Regions from separate parts of the Homo sapiens genome. Here region 1 is linked to region 2. Evidence: chromatin loops called from intact Hi-C (ENCODE). Cell type or tissue: ovary. All regions are shown on one strand. Links, peaks and the distances in the headings refer to the core of each region. The heading gives the core; the rest is flanking DNA. Region 1 holds the start of LINC02970 (long intergenic non-protein coding RNA 2970). Region 2 holds the start of RBBP8NL (RBBP8 N-terminal like).

Evidence for each region. Hi-C counts contacts between places; a loop is a spot of excess contacts. Peaks named below come from ENCODE experiments on the same cell type or tissue, not always from the same donor. Only the 100,000 strongest peaks of a DNase experiment are listed, where the experiment ranks them.
Region 1: a loop joins it to region 2, with 2.0 times the contacts of the local background. A loop is called at or near these places in 5 of 110 quality-filtered maps.

What each region holds. Positions count from the first base shown.
Region 1 is chr20:62,589,263-62,604,483 of GRCh38, forward strand. LINC02970 (long intergenic non-protein coding RNA 2970) reads right to left here and starts at 14,179. Exons shown (of 2, transcript NR_184037.1): 1 at 13,716-14,179; 2 at 5,003-7,956. RefSeq lists enhancers at 1-75, 2,507-3,007, 3,008-3,508, 14,390-15,179, 15,180-15,221 and a silencer at 14,498-14,647. In ovary, for the core only: no CTCF peak of the experiment used is centred there; a DNase peak (open chromatin) is centred at 6,471.
Region 2 is chr20:62,415,887-62,431,107 of GRCh38, forward strand. RBBP8NL (RBBP8 N-terminal like) reads right to left here and starts at 11,653. Exons shown (of 14, transcript NM_080833.3): 1 at 11,574-11,653; 2 at 3,701-3,844; 3 at 2,537-2,579; 4 at 1,338-1,433; 5 at 874-986; 6 at 278-350; 7 at 1-59. The coding sequence starts at 3,761. LOC105372710 (a long non-coding RNA gene) reads left to right here and starts at 11,944. Exons shown (of 4, transcript NR_187662.1): 1 at 11,944-12,087; 2 at 13,189-13,432; 3 at 14,978-15,178. RefSeq lists enhancers at 7,123-7,914, 10,493-11,252 and a silencer at 10,867-11,161. In ovary, for the core only: no CTCF peak of the experiment used is centred there; no DNase peak of the experiment used is centred there.

The DNA.
Region 1 (15,221 bases), core at 2,088-10,087, 170 kb after region 2:
TTCCAAGTCGGCCTGGAGTCCCCTCCCCAGCACTTCCACCAGTGAGCTCCTGCCACCTGAGGCGCACTGGGGAGAGGCCAGCTCCTCCCATAAGCTTCCCAGCACCCACAGCGAATGTCTGCCCAGCAGGGCAAGGGCACGAGGGGGCAGGCACACTGTCTTCCCCGAGGCCTGGAGCTGGGAGCCCAGAGGTATGCCCTGGGTGGGCGGCCTTTCTCCTTTACTCGCTTTTTTTCCAAGCCAGCCTGAACTTAAGGGGGGCGGTGCACTGCCAGCTGAAGTTTGAGGGCCTGGCCTGGGGAGGTCCGGGGGGAGACATCTTATGCTTTACCAGCAGGAACTGGGTTAGGACAGGGCTGGCACAGACCTGGGGATGTACGGGCCCTTCTCTCGACAGGAACTGGCATCAAAGATTTAGGGGGGACCCTAATACAGGGGAGAGGGTCCCTGGCTGAACAAGCCAGGAAGCGGCAAGCGAAGACAAGCCAAAAACCATGTTTGGGAGCAACGAGGCGGACCCCGGCCTGCGGCACTGCGAGTCCTGATCTTCTGGGCCTGCACACGTGGGTATGTGGGAGTGTGGTCGTGCACAAGAGTCAGAAGGCAGTGGAAGCTGTGTTGGGTGTAAAGTACTGCACATGTGACACAGTTGTACACAGATGCACACACACGTGCACACAAGCGCATGCATACACAAACAGAAATGTGTTTGTACACATCTCACACCCATATGCATACGCCTGTGAACACATGCAGACAAGCATGCACGCTTCCAGGTCCAATGCAAACCCACTTGCACAAACACACACACGTACACACAAAGCCCAAAGCAAAGCTGGCCCCTGGGAAGCACTTTTTGGGAAAGCAAAGCAAAAGTGTCAGCAGCTGGAGCCTGGTGAGTCTTGGAGCACACCCCACCTCCCCCAGTTTCATGCCACTGACGACAGGGTTTGGGTATCAGCATGGTGACTGGTTGGGGTCTGTGTTTGCAAACACTGTGCCAAGCACTGCTGGACACAGCGCATGTGCCACGGAGCTCTGGCCCCAGAGCCAGCAGGCAGCGGGCATGAGGACTCCAGTCAGAGAGAGGGGCTGCGGGAGAGGGAGGGTCCCGGCTGGCTGTGGCAGCCACGGGAGAGGCAGCCACATGGTTCCATTAGCAGCCATCTCCAAGCTGGAGCCAGAGATGACTAAGGGAGTGCGGAGGGATGGGACGCGGTCCAGGAGAGCCTCACCCAGCCTCCTCCGGCAGGGCCTGCCCTAGTAATGCCCGGTGAATAATTCAGCAGAGGCCAACCCAGACAGGAAGTGAGCAGGGCGGGCTTCAGGCCAGGCAAAGGGCAGGCAGGACATAGGTAGGCGGAGTGGCCGCCTCTGCTTGATGGATTTGGGGAGAGCCGTGGAAACCAGGACCTGGGGGCCCAGGGACTTGCTGAGGGTCCCCCAATGAGAGGAGGGACCTGCTGACCCCCTGCTGACCGCATGCCCTCACTTTTCCCTGCACGCACTGGCCCTGCCTCCTGATCCTGCGGGTGCCCTGCCTGGCACTCCCAGGCCCTTGTGGGGCTGAGTGTGGTGGCTGCATGTGGAGGGGTGACGTCTCCCCACCCAGGAGCTCAGGGCAGGACCCTCATTCTGGTTCCCTGAGCAGCAGCCCGGGGTGTCAGCAAAGTGTGGGGCATGGACCCCGTCCCCTCTTCCCCTGCATGCTGGGGTTCCCATGTCCCCAAGTGCATTGCACACTGGCAGCCAGACCCACGTGGCTGTCTTTCCTGCACCGCGTGCATCAGAGCTCTGGGCTGTGACCACTCTGAAGGTGGCTGTCCTTAGATACTGAAGACCCCTGAAGAGGCCGCCCCACCCCCTTCTGACCTGCTGTCCCATCCTTTACCCTCCAAGGGCATTTCTCAAACTCAACTGCACACAGAACCCCGAGGCGCACGTGCTCGAGGCCCCCGCTGGGATCTAGGTTCTGCAGGACTGGTGGCATTCGGCATTTGAAGCAAGGTCCGGTGCAGGAGGGCAGCCCACAGCCCTGCCACTCAGAAAAGCTGGGGAAGCTCCCTGCGGATGTTGGGAAGCTGGGCAGAGAGGCCACACGGGGGCTGGGGGGAAGCGCTGGGAGAGGTGAGGGGGAGCTACAGGGAGAGCCCAACTCCACTTCAGCCCCCACCGTCACTGTCTTGATGGGGCTCAGGTGGACATGAGGAGGGCTCTGTGCTATGACCTTGGTGCATCCTGGGGCCCTCAGAGGAAGCCCACAGAGGCACCTGCACCAGCCCCAGGCCCCCACCAGAGCTGAGCCCCAGTGGAAGCGGCTCCATCACAGGGGCCATGCACATGGCAGAGAGGGACACACCCCAGGAGGAGCAGCACCCAGCATGGGCACAGTGCTTGTGCATGTGTCCACATATGTGCGTGTGTGCTTGTGTGTCTGCCCGCATGCATATGCACGTGTGTGTGCATTTGCATACGTGTGTGTATGTGTGCATGTCTGCATGTGCGTGTGTGTGTCATGTTGGAGGAGTGGTGTGCCTGTGTGTGTGTGTGTTCACGGTTGTGTGTGTGTATGTTGTGTTGGAAGAGTGGTGTGCATGTGTGTGTGTGTTCACGGTTGTGTGTGTGTGGGTGTGCACGCGTGTGTGGGTGCTGTGTTGGAGGAGTGGTGTTTGTTTCTAAACAGAGCTCTTCCATGGCAGTAAAGGCTGGGAATGCGTGTGGGGGTTACTTCATTCTTCCCTGGCCACAGTGTCTCTATCTGCCTCCCAGGCCTGGCCTCAGGCTTATTGAGGAGATGCCCTCAGGATCCCTCCAAGATCAGCAACACCCCCACCTCTGGAGCCAGGGACCACCACGTCCCCAGGTGCTCTTCAGATGCAGGCATCCCCGTCTGCCCGCTGTGGCCCTGCAGAGAGTGAGCTGGGAGGGCTGACTTCAGGGCTGGGTGGCAGAGAGGCACATTCTGGTGGAGTCCGCAGGCCAGTTGGCAGCTGGGCAGCCCAGCTGGTGCAGACAGCCCCCATGCCTGCCCAGGGCCAGGCATGGACCCCATGGCAGCAGACTCCACCCTGTGAGCAGTCCACAGGCAGCCTGGAGCACAGCCCCTCTGTCTGCTGAGGCTGGGTTCAGACACCCTCAACCCCTCTCAACTGTGTGCTTGGGACTCACCTTGGCCTCCTAGTGTCCCAGTTTCCTCACTAGGATATAGGCAGCCCTGGCCTCTAGGAGGGCTCAGAGAATAGACAGACGAGGCCACTGCCCCCAGGTGGCCCACATTCTAGTGGGAGGTGCCTGGGAGGAGCACGTGGAAATGGTGTCTGGGTTTCATCAGAGAGGATGGGAATGATGGAATAGGGGTGATGGGCACCTGCACAGGGAGGAGGAGCTTTGGACGCACAGGGCTCAAAGCAGATGGGATGGTGGTGCTCCCCAGGGGGAAGGGGAGTGATCCTCCCCAGGGGAATGGGGTTGTGATCCTCCCCAAGGAGAAAGGACACTGGTCCTCGCCATGAGGAAGGGGCATGGATCCTGCTCAGGGGGCAGGGGATGTGGTCACCCACTGGGGCTGGGGAGAGTGAGCCCTCATGGTGCACATGGCAGTGAGTGTGTGCATGCGTGTATGGGTGTGTGTGTGCGTGCATGTATGGGTGTGTGTGGGTGTGCATGCGTGTATGGGTGTGTGTGCGCATGTGTGTATGGGTGTGTGTATGGGTGTGTGTGTGTGCATGCATGTATGGGTGTGTGCATGCATGTATGGGTTGTGTGCATGCGTGTGTGTGCATGTGTGAGTGTGTGTATGCATGTGTGTGCATGCATGTATGGGTGTGTGTGCATGTGTGTGTGTGCATGCATGGGTGTGTGTGCGTGCATGTGTGTGTGTGTGCATGCATGTATGGGGGTGTGTGTGTGCATGCGTGTGTGAGTGTGTGCCCGCCTTTCAGCCGTGTTCTCAAAACTGTGGATCTGCTCAGCCCTGAGGGAAGGCTGGGCCATACCCTAAAAATCGATCTTCCCTCTCAAGGTGCCCCTGTGATCCGCTCAGCCTCCTGGGCTCAGGGAGACTTCTCCACCTTTAACCAGAACCAGAATCAGGCCTATCCAATGCGCTGCCTTTCAGGTCGCGGAGCCCACACAGCCTAGAATCCATCCTTCAGATGTCTGTGTTCCTTTGGACTAAGCGGCGGCCCTGCTCTCCAACCCCTTCCATGGTGGTGTTATCTGGGACAGCTTTGTTAGTCACCCTCGGGTCCCACAGGTCCTAGTAGGAGTTTCATGGGCAGGAAATGGCCCTGCTCCTGGTGGGATTGGCTGTCAGGGCCCCAGGGTACCCGAAACCCCCTGACACAGGGGTGGAGACAGGATGGGGGGATCCAGAGAGCAGCACGACCTCTGCTTCCTGAGTTCCCTCCCCTCCCCTCAGATGGTCCAGGCTGGACATCAGTGAGACAGGCAGTGGCTGCCATATTACTCTCACCCCATGGGTGGCATGTAGGGCACCTTTGGGGTTGGGGTAAGACATGACTTTACCTCCAAGATCAGGGGGTGTCCTGCCCTGTCCCCCAACCTGGGGCATCCTTTGGGTGGGAGCCGTCCACCTGGTCTCCTGCCCAGCCTCCCCTTGGCTGCACCAGCTGAGAGCCAGAGGTCCTGGGGGTCCCTACAGTTCAGTATCCAGGTACAAACTGGGAGGGGGCTTTGGGGTGGAGACATCCAGCGTAGGGGTCAAAAAGAGAAAGGTCACAGCTTGGACTTTTGATAAGTTGCCAAACTGCTCTGCAGGCGAGCTATGCTCGTCCCCCTCTCCCCAGCAACACGAGAGCACCCTTACGGTGTAAACACTAGTTTGCAGTCTAATGTTTTCAAACGCCATCATTGGCCGTCATTGAGTGCCTTGGCATTTCTCTAATCAGTGGTGCCCGTGAGCTGTTTCTCTTGTGCTCTGTGCCATTCTTTCCCGGAGCATCGCGGCCCATGTGCTCTCCACAGGACATTCATCTTCTCATTGATTTTCAAGAGTCCTTTATATACTGCAAGTATTAACTCTTTTTTAAAAGATCATTTTTTAACTTTTCATTTTGAAGTAATTACAGGGTTTTAACAAGTTGCAAAAACAGTAGAAAAGTTCCTGTGGACTCTTCATCCAACGTCCCCAAAAGTTAGCTTTGAGGCTGGGCGCGGTGGCTCACGGGCACTCATCACAGCACTTTGGGAGACCGAGGTGGGTGGATCAGCTGAGGTCGGGAGTTTGAGATCAGGCTGGTCGACATGGTGAAACCCCGTTTCTATTAAAAACACAAAAATTTCCCCAAGTGTGGTGGCAGGTGCCTGTAGTCCCAGCTACTTGGGAGGCTGAGACAGGAGAATCACTTGAACCTAAGAGGCGGAGGCTGCAGTGAGCTGAGATGGCGCCACTGCACTCCAGCCTGGGTGGCAGAGTGAAACTCCGTCTCAAAAAAAAAAAAAGTTAGCTTTGAGGATAGTGATCAATTGTACAATGATCAGAGAATGGCCACTGATACAACAGGATCACCCAGCAAACCCCTCATGCACGCCCTGCTGACCATCCCACTCACCCCTGCTGACCGTCCCGCTCACCCCTGCTGACCGTCCCACTCACCACCCTTTCCTAGTCCAGGGTCCCATGTTGTGTTTAGTCCTCGTGGCCCCTTAGTCTCTCAATCTGGGACGAATCCTCAGTCTTTGTTTTTTCATGACATTGACACTTCTAAAGAATATTGTCAGTTATTTTGTGGACTATCCCTTAATTTGGATTCACTGTAGATTTCCTCATAATTAAATTCCACTTATACAGCTGGGCACAGTGGCTCACATCTGTAATCCCAACACTTTGGGAGGCCAAGGTGGGAGGATCACTTGAGGCCAGAAGTCAAGACTGGGTAATATAGCTACACCCCATCTCTACAAAGTAAACAGTAAAACAAGAACAACAACAAAAAAACAAGCCAGATGTGGTGGTGTGTGCCTGTAGTCCCAGCCACGGAAGGCTGTAGTGAGCTGTGATCACACCACTGTACTCTAGCCTGGGCAACACAGTGAGACCCCATCTCTAAAAAAAAAAAGGAAAGAAAAAAGAAAAAAAATTAAACTGTACAATTTTGTCAAGAATACAGCAAAAGCAATGCTGATGGAGTTTCCTGGTGTCCGTGTGCCCGTTGCTGGCGATGCTGACTTTGATCTGGGGTTTGGTGGTGTCTGCTCCCGTTGACTTTGATGACGGTTCCCACCAGGATTCTGCGGCTGAGTTGGAATTCTATGGTAAGGAAAAGCTGTCTCTCCCCAATGCCTGTTTATTTATTTACGTCAGTACGGACTTGTAGATTCTTCTTCTATGGGTTATGTTTAACATCTCATCAATATCTTCCCCCACATTGTTCAGATTTGCCCAGTGGACTCCTCCCCGTGGGATCCGATGTCACGTGGGCGTGTCCTGCCTGTGTTGGCTGCGAGCGTTTCCTCCTGACTCACACCCAGTAGAGCTGCAGCCTCCACTGGGCGAGGCGGCCTTGGAAAAGGAGGCGGGTGCTGTCCTGCTGTGGAGGGGCTGGCGGGAGGTGGGTTCTGCAGGGTCAGTCCCGGGAGGTGCAGCTGTGGAGGGGCTGCTGACCCCCAGGATCCCCGAGGCCGCCTGCTCCCGAGAGGCCGCCCCACACGCCAGCCTCAGCGTCGGGAGAGGAAGCCCCACATGCCAGCCTCAAGGTCAGGAGAGGAAGCCCCACATGCCAGCCTCAAGGTCGGGAGAGGGCGCCCCACATGCCAGCCTCAGCGTCGGGAGAGGAAGCCCCACATGCCAGCCTCAAGGTTGGGAGAGGAAGCCCCACACGCCAGCCTCAGCGTCGGGAGAGGAAGCCCCACATGCCAGCCTCAAGGTCGGGAGAGACCGCCCCACATGCCAGCCTCAGCACCAGGAGAGGCCGCCCCACACACCAGCCTCAGCGTCGGGAGAGGAAGCCCCACACGCCAGCCTCAGCGTCGGGAGAGGAAGCCCCACACGCCAGCCTCAGCGTCGGGAGAAGCAGCCCCACACGCCAGCCTCAGTGTCGGGAGAGGAAGCCCCCACACGCCAGCCTCAGCACTGGGAGAGGCAGCCCCACACACCAGCCTCAGCGTCAGGCTCTGAGTCCCGTTTCTGCCTCTGGGCTCCTCGTATGTGTGTGTCAGCATCAGATGCAAAGAAAGGGGACGTATCCTGGTGGGGGGACCCGGAGTCTCCGTTGCCCCCACAGATCAGTCTCTGGGTGCCTCCCTTGGTGCTGAGAGCAGGGAGGGCCTGAGAGCCATCCCGAGCCCGTCTCGGTTCACGCTTCCCTGCCTGGCAGGACCCAGGGAGAGCTGGGCGGGTGGGGCAGCCACTCCCGGCAGTTCCGAGAGGATCTGGAGGAAACGTGCCTTACTGCAAGGAGATGGCTGGCTAGCGGTGGAGCCCTGGGCGCCCTCAGGGGAGAGCCTTCCGGGGACAGCTGCCACCCTTCTGTGGTGCCGGCCTCCTTCCCGCCATGCACCATGCCCACGGCACCCAGATGGTGGAGCCGCCGCCGGTTCACACTCTGGGGAGTTTTCCCAGCAACAGGTCCCTCCAGCCAGGGCATGCAGGAAAGTGCCCTTACGACGTGCTCAGGGATACAGCCACTGCTCCCAAACGTCTCTGCCCAGAAAGGCAGGTGGGATGTTGACCATAGACACAATAACCAACGCTTGCTGTCGTGGGGCCTGTTTGACAGAGGGACAATGGAGGCCAGAGAGGCAAAGGTGACTTGTCCAAAATCACCCAGCCAGGGCCATTAGCCACCTGCTCAGCACTGCAGCTTTTGTGCCAGGGACCTGCAGACACTCACTCACACTCATGGAGCCAGGAGGACCAATCCATGAGCACAGGGCACCTCGGAGTCCCGGGCGGGCATTCTCCGGCGTCCTTCTTCTGAAGCTTCTGAAAAGTTGCTGAGAAAGACAGAGAGGGTGACAAGAAGAGGACAGGTGTGAGACCCTGCAGAACTGGGTTCCACGTGCCAGCAGGACCCAGAGACCACGGCACTCCCTTCTCCCTACTAACTGGAGACTCCGAGAGGAGTTCTAGACATGGCAAGACGAAACAAGTCCGTATCCCTTCTTTCCCAGAATCGAGAAAAATGACCGCATTTGTCAGCAGAGCATGCACTAGGCGAGCCCTGCCTTGCTGTTTAATTCATCCCAATGCTCCTTCCGAAGGGGCCCTCAGAGGATGCTTCCAAAGCCTGGCATAGGCGAAGCTCAGGACCCTGCACCAGGAGGTCCCACCCCGGAGCCCGGATCACTCCGGGAATCACAGCTTTCGGGAGGAGCACCTTGCTACCGAGCCTTTGGGGTCCTGCCCGGGCCAGCCCTTCTGCTTAGGGACCTGCAGTGACCCTGTGCTGGGTCATGTTCTTCTTGGCACAATGAGCACTCCCTGGGCAGGTGGTCCTGGCCCCTGGGAGCTCGGGGATAGAAACACAGAAGAGGTGTGGTCGGTGCATCTCTCAGATGACTCCACTTAGAGTAGTGTCCCCTGCCTCCAGCTTCCACCAGAGTGTGCCTTGGTGGAGACAGTTGCCAGCATGGAGGGGGCATGACCAGCCTGGGCCACTGCCAGCCTTGCTCAGCTGACAGCTGCTGCATGACCTTTGGCATGGCCTGTGGTCTCCCTAGGCCTCCCCATCTGTTGAACAAGAAGTGATCTGGACCAGAGACAAGCTGGCAGCCACGGCTGGGCAGCACCCACAGGCATGTGCGTCTTAGGGCTGTGCAGTGCTGTTGAAAGTTTGCCGTACACTGCTGGGGGGGATGGAAGATGGTTCGGCCACTCTGTAAAACTGTCCTGCAGGTTCTTAAGCTAGACACACCCCTACCAGAGACTCAGCCGTTCCACTCCTAGGAATTCTTCCCAGAGGGATGAAAACGCGTTCACACAAGGACTTATGCATGACTGTCCATAGCAGTTTTATTTGTGATAGCAAAAACCTGGGGGAAAAACCAAAATGTCTACCAACAAGTGATTGGATGAACAAATCATGGTGCATCCATACAACGCAGAAATAAAAAGGAGTGGAATTTTGAAACACATGACAAAATCAAACGTGAAAATAATTATGCTGCGTGAAAGAAGGCGTGTATACATGTGACTTCGTTCATATGGAATTCTGCAAAATGCAGTTGTCTGTAGTGACATCGGTGGTTCCTGGGGACAGGGGTGGGAGGACACAGGCAGGAGGACATGCTGTGGGTGACGAGGTTCACCGTGGACCATGGGAAGGGTTTCGTGGGTGTGCACATAGGTCGAAGCTTTCCAAATCATCACTTTTACATGTGCAGTTGATTGTGTCAAATAATCCTCAGTAGAGCTGGTCAAGATAGTTGAAACTATATTCAAAACTGGGAAACTGAACATAATGACCCCAATTGCACATTTCTGTTGGAAAATTAGAAGTTCTGGTAACACTAGGCCTGTATTCAGGTGTGGTGTGGGGAGTGGGGTGTGGCTTCCAAGGGCTGGGCGTGGCTGTGTTGGGTTGGGCGTGGCTGGGCTGGACACGGCTGAGCTGGGCTGGGCGTGGCTAGGCTGGGCTGGGTTGGGTGTGGTTGGTCATGGCTATGTTGGGCTGGGTGTGGCTGGGTGTGGTGTGGCGTGGCTGGACTGGGCATGGCTGCACTCAGCTGTGTTGGGCTGGATGTGACTGGGCGTGGTGTGGCGTGGCTGGGCTGTGCGTGGCTGCACTCAGCTGTGTTGGGCTTGGCTACTGCCCTCTGCACAGGCCTCACCGCTCCTCACTGTCCACGCGCTCTGTGGTCCAGCATCATTTCTGGTCTCGTTGGCTCTGCGGATTGTGTCCCTTATGCCTGGCCAGCTGCCTTCATCAAGGGTGACTGCCTGGTGCCTGCACAAGTTTGAGTTTGATGGACTTAAATGAATTTCACACTTTTAGTCACTGAAACTTTGGCCAACCTCCATCTTCCTACAGAAGCTCCAAGCATGAAAAACACAAATGTGGAGTTACGGTGTCTAAAGCGCTGTCAGCCCTTCCAGCCCTGCACACTCCCTCCTTCTCCTCCCGGGGTGGCCACGAGGCAGCTCTAGGGTTTGCACATCAGAGTAGTGCTGGGTGTCCTTCCCCTCCCTTGCCCTGGCAGTTCCAGGCCCTGTGCCAGGACCACACACCTCCCACACAGGTCCTCTCATGGGGCTGGTGCCCCCGAGCACACGATCCCCTCTCCCTGATCCCAGGCTCCTCTGTCATGGGAGGGGTGCGAGTTCTTGGAGGCCGAGAGTGTGGCCTGCCCAGGACCACTGGGAAAATGCAGGGTGAACTGTGGGTCTGGGTGACTCTCATGAGCCCCTCCTCCATCCCCCACAGCCCCTAAAGAGTGGGACGGTCTCAGGACCGCGTCCCGGGGTGAATCGTGCTCCTGAAATGGGGACTGTGGTGCACAGTCACATCATCCCTTCACACGGCGGCCACCAGGACACCTTCAGGGCACTTCCGGTGGCAGGAAACATCCCCAGGCCTGACTGCGCCTGAGGACGGTGATGCCATGGACCAGGAGCGCTTCCCGGAGCGGGAGCAGGCGCTCGCTGGCTGGAGCTCCCCCACTGTGTCTGACGCCTCATTCCCTGGATGTTCAGGGTTCCGGTGCTCAGCAAGAACCTGTCCGGACACGCTGGGGAGCAATGCCCCCACAGAACATCGGGGGCCAGCTGGACCATGGCACGTGCCAGACACTGCACCCCAGCAGCGGTGCATGCTTCTCCAGGGCACGCAGAGCAGTGACCAAGGCCGACCGCGCTGGGTCCCAGCACAAGTCTCAGTAGATCTTAAAAGACTCAAGTCGTGCAGAGAACAAAGTAAGAATAATCTCAAGATTTGTTGAGACTTGTGTTCCTTGACTATCCCAGAATTAGAATGAAAGGAGAACCCAATACAGAACATCCTGAAACATTAAGCAACTCAATTCTAAATAACTCGTGAGCGACCGGCGTCGTGGCTCACGCCTGTAATCCCAGCACTTTGGGAGGCTGAGGCAGGCAGATCACTTGAGGTTAGGAGTTTGAGACCAGCCTGACCAACATGGTGAAATCCCGTCTCTACTAAAAATACAAAAATTAGCTGGTCATGGTGGCCCACACCTGTAATCCCAGCTACTCGGGAGGCTGAGGCACAAGAATCATTTGAACCCAGGAGGCAGAGGTTGCAGTGAGCCGAGATTGTGCCACTGCACTCCAGCCAGGCTGACAGAGCAAGACTCCATCTCAAAAAAACCAAAAGAACTCATGAGTTGTTTAGAAGTTGTTAATTAAAACAACATATCAACAGAGGAGGTGACCTGGTATTTTTAAAATGTAACTTTCATTGTTATTCAGGTAGGGTGAGGCCCACAGGTCAGGAGACAACCACCATCAAAAAGATGATTTGTCACGGGTCCCAAGAGGACAGAGCTGGCCGCATCACCACGGTGAAGGGGCACAGGGCAAGCACCAGGTAGGCCAGGAGGCAGAGGGTGCGAGGAACGTGGTGTGGGAAGGACCAGGCCAGGGGGTGGACAGGTGGAGAACTGGCTGGTTGCATTAATGCCAGCTGGTCTGGGTGTAGCTCCTGGCCCTGGGGTGATTAGGGCAGGGGGACGTTGGCCCAGAGTGTGGCCCAGTTGGGGAGCGGTTGGGGTGTGGGCTCTGGAATCCTTGATTTGCTTATGAAGGGTGATCTTGCTGGGAAGCCCTTGGAGGGGGAGCCCCTCCTGGGTCACCCCAGATGTCAAAGCGCAGAAGCACAGGGTTAATGCAGAGGTAATTAGACACTATTTTGAATTCAATGGAAATTAAAACAACATATCAACATTTGTGGGATGCAGATTGACTGGTGTTTAGGATAGATTTTACAGCAGTAATTGCTGAAACGATAAAAAAGGAAGAGATCACAAATCACTCTAAGCCAAGAGCCAGCAAGCTACAGCCCACCGGCCATGTCTGGCCCCTTCTTGCTGTTGAAAATAAAGTTATGCTGGAGAACAACTTGGTATTTTATGTGTTTTCTGTTGCTGCTTTCACGCTACAACAGCAGTTGAGTGGTTGCAACAGACACCACGTGGCTCACAAAACCAAACATATTTACTCTCTAGCCCTTTACAGAAAACCCTTGCCAACTATGATAGGAGCTTTCACCTGGAGAAACTAGTAAGGGAAAAATAAATTACAAAACGCATGCGGAAAGTAGAAGGTAATAAAGATCAGGGTGGAAATCAGCTGAACAAAAAACAAAAACAGAAAATAGAGAAAATAAATGAAACCCAAGCTGATTCTTTGAAAAGATCAATACAATTGATAAGCTGCTGGCCAGACTGACCCCAAAACAAAGAGACCCTCATTACAAACATGGAGGCTAAAAAGGACATCACCGCAGACCCTACAGATGGGAAAAAAGAGTCGAGGGGGATGGTGTCCAATCTTCTGCCCATATATTCCACAACTTGGAAGAAATGAACAAACACCTTGCAAGGAGAAACCTTTCCTTTCATGCATTAAAGACATCGTTCTGCTGTCTCCTGGCTGCCGTGGTTTCTGGCAAGAATTCTGTAGTCACTGGAGTCACTGCTTTTGTGTACGAAATGTGTTGTTTTTCTCTAGCTGCTTTCCAGATGTTTTCTTCAGTTTTCAGCAATTTGATGATGCTATGTCTGGGTCTATTTTCCTTTCTGTTTATCTTCTTTGGGGTTCACTGAGCTTCTTGAATGCTTACATTTATGTATTTCACCAGACTTGGGATGTTTCAGCCAATATTCCTTCAAATAACTTTCTGCCCCAACCTCCTCCTTGCTTTCTGGAACCAGGTATGTGCTGGGCCTTTCGATACGACCCCAGCTGGCCCGTGATGCTTGTTCTTGTTTTTCCTCTTTATCTTCGTTCTTCGGAGTGGATATTTTCTATTTATCTGTCTTCACGTTCGCTGGCTTTCCTTTGTCTCCATTCTGCTATTGAGTCCATCAGTACAATTTTAATTGCAGATACTCTATTCTTTTAGTTCAAAAATACTCATTTGTTTATTTTTTTTCCTACCTCTCTGTGAGGTTTATTATTCATTTCATCTAATGCTCCTTTCTGAGGTGTGTGTGCGTGTGCTGTGTATGCGTGCAACTCGCAAAGCAGTTACCGCGGCTGCTGTAGGCATCTGTGTCAGTTGGGGCTGGCATCTGAGCATTGTCTGTTCTCTTGAGGATGATCACACCTTCCTAGTTTTGTGTCTATTGAGTAATTTTGTTTTACGTCTGAGCACACCGTGTGGACTCTGGGTGCTGTCCTAGCCCTCGGGGAACGTTGCTGTTTCCACTTTAGCAGCCAGGTTCATCCCAAACCCCACCTCTCTCAGTGTGGTTCTCAAGACCTTTGCTGGGTTGGCACTGCTGGGTGGCACTGTGAGACTTATGCGGATTCATGCACAGAATTAGGCAATTGCCGTGTCCAGCCCTCCCCCTTCCGGGGTTCCGCCCCCTCTCTTCCCTGGCTCTCCCCCTTCTAGGGTTCCGCCCCCTCTTTTCCCCTGCTCTCCTCCTTCCAGGGTTCTGCCCCCTCTCTTCCCCCACTCTCCCCCTTCTGGGGTTCTGCCCCCTCTCTTCCCCGGCTCTCCCCCTTCCAGGGTTCCACCCCTCTCTTCTTCCCCGGCTCTCCCCATTCTGGGGTTCCACCCCTTTCTTACCTGTAGGACTCCTTTTCCCAGGTTGGGGTTTCTATCTGCGTTTTAGCTGCTTGTGTTGCCATGTGGATCTGAGAGTGGGGCTTGCCCTCCAGACAAAGCCACAAGGAGGAAACCAGAAACTCCACGGCAGGTCACTCCTCCAAGTTCCGCCTCCGCCCTGCAGTCTCCTTACTTTGCAGGTCCTCAGTAGTTGTCTGTGTCTCATCCAGAGCTTGGTCACAGTTAGGGGAGGGCTAGGCTAAGCCATAGCAGGCTCGTGGATAAAACGTCACCTCCCTGGCTCTTTCCCAGGATTTCCTGGCAGAGGCCACATTTATAAGCCATGCAGTGTAGTCACCTGCTGTGTGCCAGGCAGCAAGCGCCATTAGCCCGGGAGGTGGTGAACAGCTCCTGGGGGCACCAGCCAGCACCGTCACCGTTTGGCAGCGGAGGCTGCGGCCAGCTCCTTGTCAGGTGAATGTGCTGCATGTTGATGCAACACCTTCCTCTTCTTGCCAACCCTGGGCCAATGTCCTCAGACACAGGCAGCAACGGAAGTGGCCACCTGCCCACCATGGCCTGGGGAGAAGGGGGAAGGGTCTGACTGGGGGAGCCTCAAGACTGTGCCACTTGCCCCAATCCCATGAGAGGCACCTGCTATGGCACCTCGAGCTGGGGCAGAAGGCCTGGAGCCCGTGCCTGGATGCTGCCCAGGACTCTCAAGCTAGTCCAGTGGCCTTGGCTGCAAAGTCCTGCTCAGGCCCACGTTTCCCCAGTGCCTTGCCCAGCTCCAGAGGGAAGTGATTGACCGCAGAGCCGATGAGCTCAGAGCCGGTGGTGGGCAGTCTGGCCGGATGGCGGTGACTCAGGGAAGCGGAGGGGCTCCCCCCACCCCGCTGCTGCTGCCCCCCGCGTCCCCCCCGCCTGCAGTAACTGACAGGAAGGGGCGGGAGGCGGATGGGCCGTGACAGCTTAATGGCTTCGGTTAAAGCATCCTCTGATCGTGCTGGCGCTGGGAGAGGCTCTGAGCTCGGGTGGCACTGCGGGCACTCTGGACACTGTCTCCGGCTGCCGCTGAGCTGGGAGGCTCCTTTCCAGCAGGCCACGCGGTCAGGGGCACCTCCTGCCGCAGCACCTGCCCAGCCCTCTGGGGACCAGAGTGAGCAAAGTGCTGGTGCTGGACCTGGCCACCGCCAGAGGCAAACACAGTTGGCCAGACCCAGGCCCCACCTGTTCACGAGATGCCCCATCCCTTGGAGCCTCCAGGAGCCAGGGCAAGTGTGGAGGCAGGTGAGACCCAGCGCCAGCGTTTGCTTCAACCAAAGAACCACAGCAGAGCCGCTGGGGACAGCTTGTTCAGCCAGTGCATAATCAGTACTCAGGATTGTGGCTGGTGCCCCTGGCAGACTCAGCCCTACGGGGATCGGCCCCCAGACGTGCCACAGCTTGGCCACTCTGCTCTGAGGAGCTGTCTGTGCCCAGCACGCGTTCCAGCTTCTGGGATGCACAATAGGCGCCCAGGCCTAG
Region 2 (15,221 bases), core at 4,845-12,844:
GCAGCAGGGGTGAGGGGGGGTCCGAGGTGCCCTCCTTGGCCCGGGGCTTGGGCCTGTCTCTAGAGGGGAGGCAGAGACAGGGAGGGTGAGGGAGAGCAGCATCTCGGGAGATGATCAGAAAAGCCGGGCCCACTCCTGGGTGACCCCAGGTGACGCAGCTGTCCCGACACTGCCTGAGAGTCCTCCATGGGCGGTTCCCCCAGGGACGTGTGCTGGGTGCTGCTCGGGGGGTGCTGGGGAGTTGGGTGTCTGAGCCCTGGGACCCTTTCCCACTCACCCCAGGCCCCGAAGCCGCTTCACCTCCTCCTTCAAGGTCTCGTTCTCTTCCTTCAGCCCGTTCATCTCGTTGGCTGCAAAAGGCACTGATGAGCAAAGCAGCCAGGGGTTGGGGGGGACAGGGGCAGGGGTGGGGTCGTCACAGCACCAGGGAAGCCCCTCAGCAGTGCCCCCAGCACGTAGCCCAGGGCCTGGCAGGCAGCAGGGGCGCCGTGGATGCTGGCTGCGTGCATGGCTGATTGGATGCTGTTGAATGAGCAGTGCCGGCCTCGAGGGAAGGGGGCTTGCCCTTGGTCATCAGGAGGGCCACTGGGGCCTCAGCACTGCAGGACCTTCCGCATCTCAGGAAGGAGGCCGCGCCCAGTGGGGGCCGGGATGCCCCCAGCCCAGGGGAGGGAGGCTGTGTTGAGGGAGGGCCACACCAGCGCCGGCTGGGGGCTTTGTGTGTTTGTCTGTAGATTGGGTTGTGAGGTTCCCCCAGTGGTGTGGGGCCGATCGTCCTGCCTCCTTTCCCCATGCCCCTACATGGGCTGAACAGGCCTGGGGTCGCCTGGCCCCGTGGGAGAGGACCCCGGTTGTCTGGTGGGTGGGGCTCACTGAGGATGAAGATGCGCTGCAGGTTCTGCAGGTGGGAGCTCTCGAACTCCTGCTGCCGCTTCCTGGCCAGCTCCTGGGTGACCATGCAGCGGTCGCACAGGCCGGCCCGCAGCCTGCAGGGATGGGGACGCAGGGGGTGTGAGGGATGGCACGGAAGCCACAGAGGGCCTGGGACACTCACTGCCCCACTGCTGGGAAGTGCCCCTGCCCTTTGCAAACTATTCCGTAGAGCCCCAGGCCTCTTCCCACCCCGTGGGCTAGGTGTCCCATGTTCCACTGAGTTTGGGGAGAAATCTTGAAAATGCAATTTCCTTAAGGCTCTGAGATGTCCTGCAGTGGGGAAACCTTCCTGGTTCAGTTTATCCTGGAGTTTCCCAAACTCATTCTCCGAGGAGCCCTGTCACCTCCTCCTCTCCTGAGCCCACCGGTCCTGGCCATGCTGCGAGGTGTCCTCCCAGGCCCACCTGTTCTCCAGCACCCGCAGGTTCTCCTTCAGTGTCTTCTGCTGTTCCCGGAGCTGGTGGTTCTTGGAGAAGAGCTCCTCGATCCTCTGGGCGTCCCTGTGGTGGGAAACAGCTAAAGTGGGGTCCTGTTCCATCCAGGAAGCCACACGCTGTCCCCACCATCCAGCCTGGGGGGGCAGCGCGATTCGGCACCTGCAGCCTTGGTCTGGGGGCAACGCCTAACCCGGTGCCCCCCTCCCAGTCATCTGCACGCTCCTCTGTGACGTCTGTCCCGTCCACGCAGCCCCCCCAGTCATCTGCACGCTCCTCTGTGACGTCTGTCCCGTCCACGCAACGCCCCCCCAGTCATCTGCACGCTCCTCTGTGACGTCTGTTCCGTCCACGCACCACCCCCCCCAGTCATCTGCACGCTCCTCTGTGACGTCTGTCCCGTCCACGCACCCCCCCCAGTCATCTGCACGCTCCTCTGTGATGTCTGTCCTGTCCACGCAACGCCCCCCCAGTCATCTGCACGCTCCTCTGTGACGTCTGTCCTGTCCACACACCACCCCCCCGGTCATCTGCACGCTCCTCTGTGACGTCTGTCCTGTCCACGCAACGCCCCCCCAGTCATCTGCACGCTCCTCTGTCACGTCTGTCCTGTCCACGCAACGCCCCCCCAGTCATCTGCACGCTCCTCTGTGACGTCTGTCCTGTCCACGCAACGCCCCCCCAGTCATCTGCACGCTCCTCTGTGACGTCTGTCCTGTCCACACACCGCCCCCCCTGTCATCTGCACGCTCCTCTGTGACGTCTGTCCTGTCCACGCACCACTTTAGTGCCACAGCACAGGCAGGACCATAGCCGGGTCTATAAGCCAGAACGCAGGGAGCCTGCCCGCCCGCCAGTGTCTGACCAGACATGACCCCAGCTCACCGTGAACGTATTGTTGATATTCTGATCATGATCCTGGGGTGGGAGAAGCCCCGAGTAGGGGGCTTGCCCCGCCCCTGGGAGGCCGACGCAACTGGGTTCAAGTGCTGGCTTCGCTGCCTGCTCACCGTGTGACCTTGGACAAGTGACTCCCCCCGCCCCCACACTGAGCCTCAGTTTCCCTTCTGCACCATAGGACGGTGGTAGTGCTGGCACACTGGGGCTTCAGGGGGATGAAGTGGCCAGTGTGGTCCCTGTGAGGAGGGGCCCTGCTTGGCCTGACTCACCGGCACCTCTCTGAGTTCAGTTCCAGAAGCTTGTTCTGCAGGCCTGGGGGAGCAAGCAGAGGGGCGGGGGGTCAGGCCCAGCTGCTGCTTCACCTTCAGTGTCCCCACCACGGGGTCTGGGCAGAGCTGCAATGTGGCACTCCTGTCCCCTGCACCCCCTGGGGGAGCCCTGCCAGGTGAGCCCCTGTCTGTGCCCAGGCACGGGGCTGCCTGAGGCTCGGTGGTCTCGGCCTAGCATCTGTTGCTTCCCCTGGGGTCTCTGCCTCCGGCATCTGTCTGGGGGTGTCTGGGGGTGAGCAGGGACCCTGGTGCCACAAGTGACCAGCCACCTGTGAAAGGTAGAGGGACCGAGGGGCCATTTTGTGTGTGTGTGTGTGTCATAGCTAGTGTTGAAATAAGATAAGCTTCTGGGGCGGACCCCACCAGACCCTCTCCTTGCCGTATCTTGGGGATCCAACCTGGGCCTGGCTAGCCCCAGCAGCCCCACCTCTCTGGGTTGCCTAGGAGGCAGCCGGGTCCTTGGACCTCCAGGTGGGTGTGGGTGCTCAGTGGAAAGACCACGGGGAGGTGCTGGCCCTGGGACTGGACTGGGGGTGGTGTGGGGGCTGCGGCCCTGTCCCTCGTGGGGGAAGTGGACAGGGGTGGGGCCTGGGGCGTGTCCTAGAAGGAAGAGAAGAGTTGCAGCTCAGTGCCTTGACATGTTCTGGATGGGTCCAGAGAGCCATAAGCTCCTGTTTCTGGAAGTGGCTGTCTCTGCCCTGGTGAGCTCAGCAGGCCGGCCAGGGTGGGTACTTCTTTCTGCCACGCTGGAGGCCGGCCCACGGGAGAACAAAGCATGGGCAGCATGGGGCCTGCGGGTGGCAGGTGGCCATGAGGTGTTGGTGGCAACCCTTGAAAGTGCCCCTCCCCCTCGGGGTCACACTCTGGGAGTGGCTCGAGGACATCCCCGCTTGAGGTCAGCACTCGGGCCCAGGCAGGGTGTCTGCCACGTTGTAGCTCTGGGCCTTGGGTCAGGACTCCCCTGCCTGGGCCAAAAAGACGGGGTCCATTCCCTGACTTGGTGGGAATTGGAGGTGATCATGGGTGCACAGTGGCCTGCTCCGACCCTTAGGTGAGGGCTGTGGAGACCCCTCCCTAGCCTGGCATCTGTCCCTGGCCCCTCACCCAGGACTTCCTTCTCGTGGATCTCCTTCAGCCTGTTCAGCGACTCCATGAAGCTCTCCATGGCTCCCTGTGGCCCTGGCCCGGGCCCCTCTGCGCTGGGGTTGTGGAGACGCCTGCAGCCTCTACTGCCCCTCTGTGTCCATCCTGAAGAGGAGGAAGAGGGGACAGGGATCCGCTCAGGAAGGGCTTGTGGGCTGTGGAGTCCAGGAGAGGATTGGGGCTCCTTGTGTCTGTATGGAGCAGACCCCATGCCATGCTGTAGGGGCTACTCATGGGAGGTGGCCTGGAGGCTCCCGAACCCCACGGGCAGGCACAGAGATAGTACATTGTGTGGCTTCCTCCCACACGTATGTGGCCGGGGGCCAGAGGGCAGGGTGCTGGCTGCCGTGCGGGAGGGGCTGGAGGGGCCAGGGAGCATCTGGGGTGAGTGCCGGCACCTCTGAGCCACCCCGTTCTCCCCAGGTATCCAGCCCATCAGTGCCTGGCCTGTCCCCACATAAGCCCTTCCCCTGGCACCTCAATGGAGGGACAGGGAAGCCTGGCAAGAGCTGGATGGTGCTGGTGGCACCTGCCCAGCTGTGAAGCTGGGAGTCAGACCTCACCAGTAAGAGCCCCACAGACCCTACCATGCCACTGTCCACACCCCGGCCCCAACACCACTGTCACAGCACCTCCTTCCCTCTCACCAGAGCCCTGTACTCAGTTCCCTCCTGGGATCTCTGTCCCCCTCCAATGCCGTGGCAGCTTCAATCCTGTCCCACAGGCACACACACACACACACACACACACACACACACACACACACACAGATAGCATGTGCACACAACACACATGCACATATATGCAAAAGACACACACAGAGCATGTACACACATAACACACATGCACAAAGACAGACACACCACACAGCATGTATACACACAACACACAGGCACACACCCAGAGTTACACACATACAACACATATGTACACAGACAGGGATGCCCACACACAACACACAGAGACACATAGACATGGGTATACGCAGACACATGCTGACAACAAAGCTGTGCAGACATAGAGACACAGCTACACATGCAGTTGCAGGTACACGGAAACACACACAGCCACAGCAGCCCCCTCTGCCCGGAAGCGGCTCCCACACGCAGATGCTGGAAGGTTCCAGGAAGAGGTAGGAGCCACTCTGAAGAGGTCACAGGCCCCCTCCCTCCCTGCCTGCCTCCCCTACCCACAGGTCTCAGGAGGTCCTTGGTAGGCAGTGGGTATCTTGTGGTCTCACGGACTAAGGCCAGAATTAAGGGGCCGTGGGGCCTTTGCAGGCTGGGCCTGGGGACCTGGGCTGGAGCACTCATCGTCAAACCCTCCCAGACCTTTCCAAATTCCCAGTGGCCTGGAGAGCTCCCAGGCAGGGCTGGGCGGAGTGAGCCTGGGGGCGCTGTGACTGTCTGTCTGTCCTCCCCTGACCCTTCCCCCTCCTCCCACAGATTGGCCTCCAGGCCTGGGAGGTTGGGATACCGGTCAAGTGGCTGGGCCTCTGCAAGCCAGTGTTTGTGGCACACAAACCGCTGCAGTTCAGACTTCTTCACCGGGTGGCTTGTGCTTCACGCGGTCGGGTGGGGGAGTGTGTGTGTTTGCCGTGTGTGTGCACGCCCGAGCCAGTGTGCATGTGTGTGCCGTGTGTGTGCATGATAGCCAGTGTGCGTGTGTGTGTGCCATGTGTGTGCACGCCCGAGCCAGTGTGTGTCCCATGTGTGTGCACACCTGAGCCAGTGTGCATGTGTGTGTGCCATGTGTGTGCACACCCAAGTCAGTGTGCGTGAGTGTGCGTGTGTGTGCCGTGTATGCGTGATTGCCAGTGTGCATGTGTGTGTGCCGTGTGTGTGCATGCCCAAGTCAGTGTGCATGTGTGTGCTGTGTGTGTGTGATAGCCAGTGTGCATGTGTGTGCACACCCAAGTCAGTGTGCATGTGTGTATGCCATGTGTGTGCACGCCTGAGCCAGTGTGCATGTGTGTGGCATGTGTGCATGATAGGCAGTGTGCATGTGTGTGTGCCAGAGCCAGTGTGCATGTGTATGTGCTGTGTGTGCATGCTCAAGCCAGTGTGCATGTGTGTGGCATGTGTGCATGATAGGCAGTGTGCATGTGTGTGTGCCATGTGTGTGCATACCCGAGCTAGTGTGCGGGTGTGTGCCATGTGTGTGCATGCCTGAGCCAGTGTGCATGTGTGTTTGCTGTGTGTGCACACCCGAGCCAGTGTGCATGTGTGTGTGCCATGTGTGTGCATCTGTTTTTGCTCTGTGTGTGCGTGCCCAAGCCAGTGTGCATGTGTGTGTGCTGTGTGTGTGCATACCCAACCTACTGTGGAACCACTGGTGCGTCACCTGAACAACTGTGTCGGCCTCCTCCCTGCCTGGCCTCCTGCTCAACCTTCCCTGAACCCCCTGCCTCCCCCCATCTCTTCCAGGACCACTCTCCATGGTGGCCATCCCTGGGAAGCTCTGGTCTCTGCTCAGATGTGCACCGCTCTGCTCAAAATCCAACTTCGGGCTCGCAGCTGGAGGCCATGCCCAAGGCCTCGCCACGGCCAGCCCAGCCCAAGTGGATCACAGAGCGGAACAGCCATGGCTGCATCTGGGTTCTCAAAGGTCAGCCTGGAGACGCCCACGTGAGGGTCCTGTGTGCAACATCATTCTACAGAACCGTCCCGAACAGGACCGCCTAACCCCATCCCATGACGGGTGGAATATGGTGGCCGCCCAGCCCCATGCCCATCCCAGCGTGGCCAAACCACCCAAGCCAGGCTTGAGGGTGCATTGAACACAGAAAGAGGCACTTGCCCTGGGGCCCTGGAAGTCAGGTGGTGGGCGTCTTTGGGGGTGGGGCTGGGGTGCCTCTAACTGAGGGTGGCAGGCCTTGGACCCCGAGAGAGGCCTTGGGACCCCGAGAGAGGCCATGGGGCCTGGGGTGGGGACGGGGACTGGGGTGGGGATGGCGACTGGGGTGGGGACGGGGACTGGGGTGGGGATGGGGCCCGGAGTGGGGATGGGGCCCGGGGTGGGGATGGGGACCGGGGTGGGGATGGGGACCGGGGTGGGGATGGTGACTGGAGCCACTTGGAAGGAGGGTGTCCTAACTCTTGCCGAGCCCTTGCACCTGTGATCAAGCATTAGTGCCGAGCCTGGTGGGGCAGCAAGGGGTGTGGGACAGAGTGTGGCCTGTGTTCGGGGGTGGCTGCAGCGTCCCCAGGGGCCCCTGACAGGGCTAGTGGGGCTGCATGGAGGGCGGAGCACCAGGATGCTGGGCTGCAGAGGCTCAGTCCACAGACCCGCCTGGGCTTTGGGGCCTCCAGCCACCCTCGGAGGGAGTGGGGGTGACAGTTGGCGGCTCTGTGTTGGGTGGGTGAGGGATCCTGGGACTAGGGAGACTTGGGGCTTTCCTGGTGGGAGGCTGGGAGGGATGTCTTTGCTGGTGAAGGGGACCAACAGGACGCTGAGCTCCAGAGGTGGGGACAGCATGGAGCCTGCCGGAAGCAGGTCACGTGGCCAGCATCAGTGGTTCTGACCCTGTTTCCCGAACTCCGTACACACTGAGACCTTCCTGACAGCCCACGGAATCTTGACCACACCACGAAGACCTCGCTCCAGATGGGGAAACTGAGGCTCAAACAGATCAAGCCTCCCGTCTCAGTCACCCAGTGGGAAGTGGGATCTGGGTTGTGCCCAGCTCCTGGGGCTGTGGGTCTGCATGCTCTGCCTGTGTGGACTGGGGCGTCCTCCCCATGGCTCTGGTGCACCCAGCTGCACTGGCTTTTCCTGGCCAAGGGGGCCCCTGGGAGGAAGATGTCAGAGCCGGGGCCTCCCTGGGCTCAAGCAGCTGAGGAGGGCCAGGAGGGGGCGGAGCTGCAGCTCCTGAAACTCCCCCCAGACCCGCCCAACAGGCCACTCTTCCCTGGCCCCCAGCATCTGCCATGTGGGCTGGGCCGACGCCCATAAAGGAGCCGCCCAAGGGAGCCCATGGTGCCTGCGGGCCTGGGAGAGGTCTCTGGGGTCCACACGAGAGGTGGGCTTCCTTCCCAGTGAAGTCACTGTGGTGCAGAGGCTGGGACGGAGCCTCTGCTGTGCCTCCCACTCACAGGATCCTTTCTGTGCCCGAAACCACCTGCAGCACTCCTAGAGTGCTGGAGAGCTCCGGGGAAGGGATGGGAGGTGGAGGGAAGTTGCAAGCCTTGGTGCTTTTGGGGAGAAGAAATGAACCAGGATTGTAGAAATTCACCCAGACCCGCACCCGCAGCCTTGAGCCAGGGGTCAGCAGCGGGGTCAGTGGGGCTGGCTTTTTCTTCCCGAGTCAGCCTTCTCTGGGTTTGTTGGGCTTGCCAAGGGCAGCTAGGGGTGCTGGGGCTGGGGGAACTCGGAAGGAGGGTCTCCTCCAGGCCTGGGTGGGGGCTGCAGTGGGGCTGTGATGGGGGAGCAAGCCTACCGGGGCGGGGAGGGGCTGGGCTGAGGCTCATGGGGGGCTTCACAGGGCTGGGGTGAGAGAGCTGAGCTCTGGTCCAGGGTCACCCTCAGCCACTCCTCCCACTCCCAGACCCTCCCACTCGGGAGTCCAGGCTGGAGGGTCTCTGTGGGTGCTGAGCCCCCTGGAAGGAGTGGGGGAAGGGGAGGGCAGGCTAGTGAGCCGCTGTCCCACCTGCTGCTTGCAGCTGGGCCGTGGGGGGGGCAGGTGTGAGGGGCGCATGTCTGTCCCCCTCGACACCACTCTCACCCCACCATGCCTTGCCCTCTGCTCCATTTTGCCACTGAGAACACGACCCAGAGGTGGCGTCTTGCCCACGGTCAAAGCTAGTGAGAGCCGGGCTGGGCTTCAGCTAACCCAGGCCGGCAGCTCCGCCTCCTGCAGTGAGGTGCTACTGGTGCCAGCACCTTTGCCTTCGGGGGACTGCTCCTTAAAACCAAGGGGCGACGTGCTGCTCTCACCAGAACGGAACAGAGCCCATCCAGTAAACGGGTGCCTCTTATCCCCCGGACAGGGCCCAGGAGAGCCCTCCATGGGGAGCCTGAGGCTGGCAGACCACCTTCCACCTCATGTCCTCATCCAGGGAATGGACATGCACTGTGGGCCCTGCCTGTCCCTCAGGACTCCCACCTCCCTCTAAAGGCCCCCCAGAGCCTGCACCTGCCCTCCTAGGGTCTCCACCCACTCTCCCAGGGCACTCTGGAGTGGCCACTCAGAGGGGGCAGAGGTTTGCTGTTGTTAATCCTACCTCACGCATTCTCAGAGCCCCAGCAGAGAGGGTGCACCCCCCCCACCCGCTGAGCTGGCTGGGGCGGGGCAGGGGTCGCATTCCTGAAGGGTGCTGGCTGGAGAGTCAGTCTGGGCGGAGGGTAAAGGTGTGGGCTTCCCAGTCAGCAGCCCTGGTGGGGCTCTCGGACCCATCTCTGCTCTCTATGCGGCCTTGGGCAAGTTGCTTTTCCTCTCTGAGCCTGTTTCCTCACCTGGGGGTGACAGCACCCCTGCCCCTGTATCAGGCTGCTTAGAAGCTCCTCACAGGTAATGCCTGTGTGGCCAGGAGCTCCGTAGACAGGAGCGCTCAGTGAGCAGCCGAGGGAGACCCCGATTCACCTGCGCCTCCCTCATGACCTGCGCCTCCCTCATGTGGGACCCCAGGTGTCCAGCAGTGCTGACGGCAGGACCCTCTGTGCTTGGACAAGGTCAAGTCTCATTGCCACAAAGGCCTTGTGCAGGAGGACGCAGCCCTCCCCACGCTCAGGGCAGAGGTCCGGCTTCTGACGGTGATGACACTCATCCTTGGACGGCTGCTCACTACGGACTCCAATGGGCTCACGGCATCTCTGTGGCTACACCCAGGGGAGATGCCACCTGCCTCCCACACACAGGCCAGGGAATCACAGGCCCAGCTGTGGCCCTGGCAGGACTGGACATTGTCCGGCCGAGTGCCAAAACCCACAGTGATGCCTGTTCTTACCCTGTCCTCTGGGAGGCCGGGCCCCCTGAGCTCCTCTGCTGTCTGAGCAGGAGGCATCCGGGGCATCACTGGGCTCCCCGCCTCTCCGAGGGCACTCAACCAGAGAAGCCGCCTGGGCACCAGTGCTCCAAGGACGTCTGCCAGGCCGGCTGCTCTCCACCCCAGCCACCGACCCCCAGCAGGCTCTTTGGGGCAGGAGTGCGGAGCTGGACACTGGTACCCTCCGTCTCTGAGGCCTGGGCTGTCTGTATGTCCATCTGACTGACTGCCCACCTATCCAGGAGCAACGGTGATGGCCACAGCAGTAGCAGTGGCAGTGGCAGTGGCATAGCAGTGGCAGTGGCATAGCAGTGGCAGTGACAGTAGCAGTAGCAGTGGCAGTGGGAGTGGCATAGCAGTGGCAGTGGCAGTAGCAGTGGCAGTGGGAGTGGCAGTGGCAGTGGCAGCGGCAGTGGCATTAGCAGTGGCAGTGGCAGTGGTAGCAGTAGCAGTGGCAGTGGTGACAGTGGCAGTGGAAGTAGCAGCGGCAGCGGCAGTGGCAGTGGCATTAGCAGTGGCAGTGGCAGTGGTAGCAGTAGCAGTGGCAGTGGTGACAGTGGCAGTGGAAGCAGCGGCAGCGGCAGTGGCAGTGGCATTAGCAGTGGCAGTGGCAGTGGCTGCTGTTGATCACATACTGTTCTGTGTCAAGCACCACACCAGGCTTTTTCCCACTTGCATGGGCACTGAAACCATCCTGCAGCTTTGCTGAGGAAGCCAAGCTCAGAGTGGTGCCCTCTGCACCTTGACCCGCTTCTCCCCAAGGGATTCCCCTGCCCCTGTCCACCTCCTGGCTGCCCCTGTGGAACACCCACTGCATAGCTAGGTTGGGCACATGCATGTGGCCGGGGCCCACCTGGCCTTGGAGGAAGTGCTGATTGTCTCATTCTACAGGTTTGGACACTGAGGCTTGAAGCAGATCAGAGATGAGCAGGTGGAGCAAGATTTGGACCTGGACATGGCCTCAGAGTCTCCTCCCACCCTCTGTGGTAATGGGCAAAGCCTCTCCCATGGAGACTTCGGCCAGGTCGCTTGTCTGGCCGTGCCTCAGTTTCTGTGACTGTAGAACAGATGTTGGTGGTGAGCCCTGACCCAGGCTCCTGTGCACACACCGCCGCAGGGCCCCCGGGACAGCTGCACACGCATGTTGTGTGTGCACATGCACTCGTGTACCCCACACGCGCGTGCGCCCGTGCACTCGTGTGTACACATAAACAGAGGAGCCAGCCGAGGTGTCCCTGCAGCTCAGGCACAGCAGCCCTGCAACCTGACTCCCTCCCGGAGGTGGAGGTGGGCCGGGCTGCTCTCCTGCCCTGCCGGCTGGCTCCCTGAGGCCTGGCCCGTGGGGGAGGGGGTTGAGCAAGGCCCGCCTTTGTGGCTGCTTCCCCACAGACACAGCGGCAGAGGAGTCCCCTGCTCAGTGCCCAGCTGCGGGTGCTGCACCCCTGCACCACCCTCACCCCTGTGGCTGCGCCCGCTTATCCTCTTGTGAACCTGGATGGTGGGGCGGGACAGGCCCAGGGTGGAGGGCGAGGCCACCAGCCTGTCCCTGATGCCCCAAGCCCCTCAGCAGACCATGGACACTTCCTGGGCCCTGGTGCCAGACTAGGCCTGGCCTCTTTGCACCCAGCTCCTGCCAGGAACGCCCACTGAGCTCTCTCCGTTGCTAGGTCCCTGGACCAGGAGCAGCCTTGTGCCACCCCTTAGGGAAGACGTCCAGTCCCACCCACCCCCGCGGCTCTCCTCGCAGGAGTCCAAGCTGGGCCTCCAGCCTCCCTGGTGAGCACCCCAGCCAGGGATCCCAGCTCACCCGGCTACTTGGGTGGCCTGGCCCCGGGGTCCCGGGTACTCACATGGCTCCTGGCCCTGCCTCAACCTCTGTCGACCTCTGCGCGGAGTCCCCCACGCTCTTCACAGGGAGAGAGAAGTGAGCGGGCTGTGAACCTGCACAGGCAACAAGACAGGATTTTGGCCAAACCCGCTTGACAGGTTTTCGATTCTCCCAGCCAGGAGCAGAAAGGAGGCAGAGACTGCCCTGAGCCGCCAGGCGGGTTCTGCCATCTCGCAGAAAGTGGCCGGACAGGTTGGGTCTGAAGCCACATAGAGTTGGGATTGTTTCCTCATAATCACTGTGAGGCTGGGCTGCAGGAGCCAAGCTGGTTAGCACTGAGAATCCAGTTTGGTGCCTGTGACACGGAGGGCCCGGGCGGGGAAGGGTGGGGGGCTTGCAGGGGTGCCTGGGTCGGGGGCTGCAGGTGGGAGTGAGCAAATGTGCTGTCTCGCCACCTCGGGACAGGTGGTAGGGCCTCTGACACAGAGTGGTCCTTCCTGCTGTTCACAGCTCAGCTCACCGTGGGCTGACCATAGGTAGGTGACAGTCCCCTTTCTGGCCTCGGTTTCCCTGTCTGTAAATTGGGGATAATAAGCTCAAGAGCTGTCCCTGCCAGAACCCAGTGGACAGAAATCCAGCAGCTGCTATGGGAAGCGACCCGCCCAGCCTGCCCCGCCCTGCCTGGGGAAGCAGGCCTTCTGCTTGAGGGGGACTGGGCGCATGCTGGGCCTCTGGTCTGCGCAGTCTGCCCGGGGTCTGTGAGTGCTTGTGAGTGGGCTTCTCCAGTCTCCAGGTAGGCTGGGTGCCCCCGGCCAGGTGGAGCCCAGGGGGGCAAATAGGCTGGGGGCTGGCCTGGCCCCGGGTGGCACGGCCCAGGTGCTGGAGCAGCCTCACACTGTGGTCTCGTGTGTGTTCCCTGGACAGCAACACTGTGGCTGCGGGGTACAGCCCTGACCCCCTCATGCCTTGCCCCCTGTGTCCTACCCACGACCCCTCCCCACTCCCTCCTCCCCGCCTCCACCTCCGCCTCTGCCTCATCCTCAGCCTGTCTTAGCTCTGCACGGAAGCAGAGCGGGGGTTCCCGAGTCCTTGGGGCCATGATCCCCAGCGCACCCGAGTACCCCAGGAATGCACGGGGCTCAGAGGAGGAAGCCTGGGAGCCTGGCCTGTAGCCGCTGCCGCGAGGGGAGGACGGACTTCCTGCTCCCTGGCAGGGCCCCTGCTGGTGGCTGGTGGCCAGCTCTGGGTTTGGGATGAGGGCTGGGTCATCTCTGGCCCCACGATGCCCTCCCACTCAGGACCAGGCTCTTGGGAGGGGGTTGTGGTCAGCATGGGCCACTCCAGCTCTGGCTGGCCTGGGAACTTCGTGGAGGCCCCTCCTCCGGCCACCTCCCTGTTCCTGGCTGGGCCCTTTGTGAGTGGGGTCTGCTTGCTGCTGGCGTGTGTTTTGTGTGTGCCTGTGTGGGGACTGTGTGCACGTGTGTGTGTGTGTGTGTGTGGGGATACGAATGTGTGTGCATGTCTTACATGTGTGTGCCTGTGTGTGCATGTGTTGCACGTGTGTGTGTGCACATGTGTGCGTGGACATGTGTAGCTGCTTTGTGCTGTGGTCTGGATGTTTTTTGTGTCTACCCCAGATTCTCGTTGAAATCCTAACGCCCCAGGCAATGATGTTAGGAGGCGGGGCTTCTGGGAGATGGCAAGTTCGTGAGGCTGCAGCTCTGCTGGGGGATCAGTGTCCTTCTACAAGCGGCTCCAGGGAGGTCCCTTGCCCCTTCCACCATGTGAGGACCCGAGATGGTGCCGTCTATGAACCGGGAAGTGAGTCCTCTCCGGACGTGGAACAAGTTGGTGCCTTGATTTTGAACTTGCAGCCTCCAGGTATGAATGTGAGCTCTGGGCTCACTGCCTGTGGGGAGCCCTGCCTCACAAGGAGGGGTCCCTCTGCATCTGCCATGCATGGCTGTTTCAATCAAAGCTGCTGTCTAACACCACCGGCTCGACCTTGAGTTCCTCCCTGAGCAAAGCCAAGCGACCTCCTGGACTGAGCCAGTTTTCGTGCCTGCCTGCCCTGGCTCATTGGCCAGGGACCCCACCCCGCCATGTCCAGGCCTTGGTGATACAGGACAGAGGTGCCCGTGCAGGTTGTGCCTGTGGCTGGGTCCCCAGGGAGAAGGTGGCAACCCCAGGCCAGCAGCCTCCTACCCTGAACTCCAGGCAACATCGTCGGCCCCCTGGCACTGCACCTGCACTGTGGGCAGAGAAGGAGGGAAGGCTGGGAGAGGAGGAGGAGGTCGAATGTCGCTGGAGGTCGGCGTCCTTCTGCAGCCGTGGGTTTGTGTGCCCCTTTGTTCATTCATGCAACCATCCAAGACCCATTTCCTGGCTGCCCACCAGGCCCTGTCCAGGCTCTGGGCACATGGATGGCCAAGAACGTGACTCACACATTTACGGGGCTTTTGGCTGTGAGAATCGGGCACACAGAGGGCACTGTCTGAGTCTCAGTTTACTTGTCCCTTGCAGGGCTGATGAGGGTGAAAGGGGTTCCTCTCCTGGTACCACTCACCTGTTCATTCATTCAGCCGATGTCTGTTGAATCCTGATCAGCCAGGAGCTGGGGGGTGTGATGGACACCCAGGCACCGGCGTCCGGGCTCGCAGGAAGCATTGCAGAATGAGGCAGCAAGGCCTCAACACGCTGCTGGCAAACCGTGGCCAGGTTTCAGCGTGGGGGCTGCTCCATCGCCCCATTATACAGCTGAGGAATGAGGCCCCAAGTGTGTGTGTGGCCTCCCAGCCCTGGCAGCCACCCCCACCTGCACCTGAGGGGCTGGGGCTGCTGGGCCTGGGGTGAGGGACCAAGAGGGCTCTTCATGGCCCCCTACACCTGCTTCCTAGGCCAGATGGGGGCCCAATGCCCCACCCCAGAGGTGAGGCAGCCTTTTATCTCTGAGCTGGGAGGGGTGGGAGATAAGCTTCAAAGGCATCTCGCTGTAAAACGCACCTTTAAAAGCCGGCCCTGCTGCCTGGTATTTGTGTTACTGGAGCGATAGATAAAGGGTGGGGTGGCCAGTGCAGTGGCCAGGTCAGGCCAGCCCTGCAGCCCTGGCCCCCAGATAAATGGGTCACCTATTAGCACGGCCCTGCAGGAATGGGACTGCCTTCTGTGACAACCGGGGCCCATCCCCACCCTCCCTGCAGACAAGCCCTTGCTGGCCCGGCTGGGGGGCATCCTGATGGCGGGTGCTGTGTGCCCATGGGGCCAGGCTGCACTGGGCAGGAGGGGTGCAGATGTGGGCCCTGCCTGGGCACTTGGGAGGGCGGAGGCTTTCTTGGTGGGGGGAAGGATCAAGCCCCCCGTCTTTCCTCCACATGGTCTCACTGCTAGTCACCCTATTTTATGTTCTCATGATTTTTATTTGTATAGCTTCATGGGGTTTAAGTACGATGATGCTGCATTGAGACGTTGTACTGTGTGAAGTCAGGGCCTTCTGTGCATCGGTCGAGGGTGCAATGCACACGGCACCCCCGAGCAGCCACCCATCCTCCCTTCCCTCCACCCTGCGAGGCCCCGTTGTCCGTCTGTCCACACTCTGCTCCATGAGCACACGTGACTTAGCTTCGCCTTGTGAGTGAGAACCTGCAGTATTTGTCTTTCTGTCCGAGTTGTT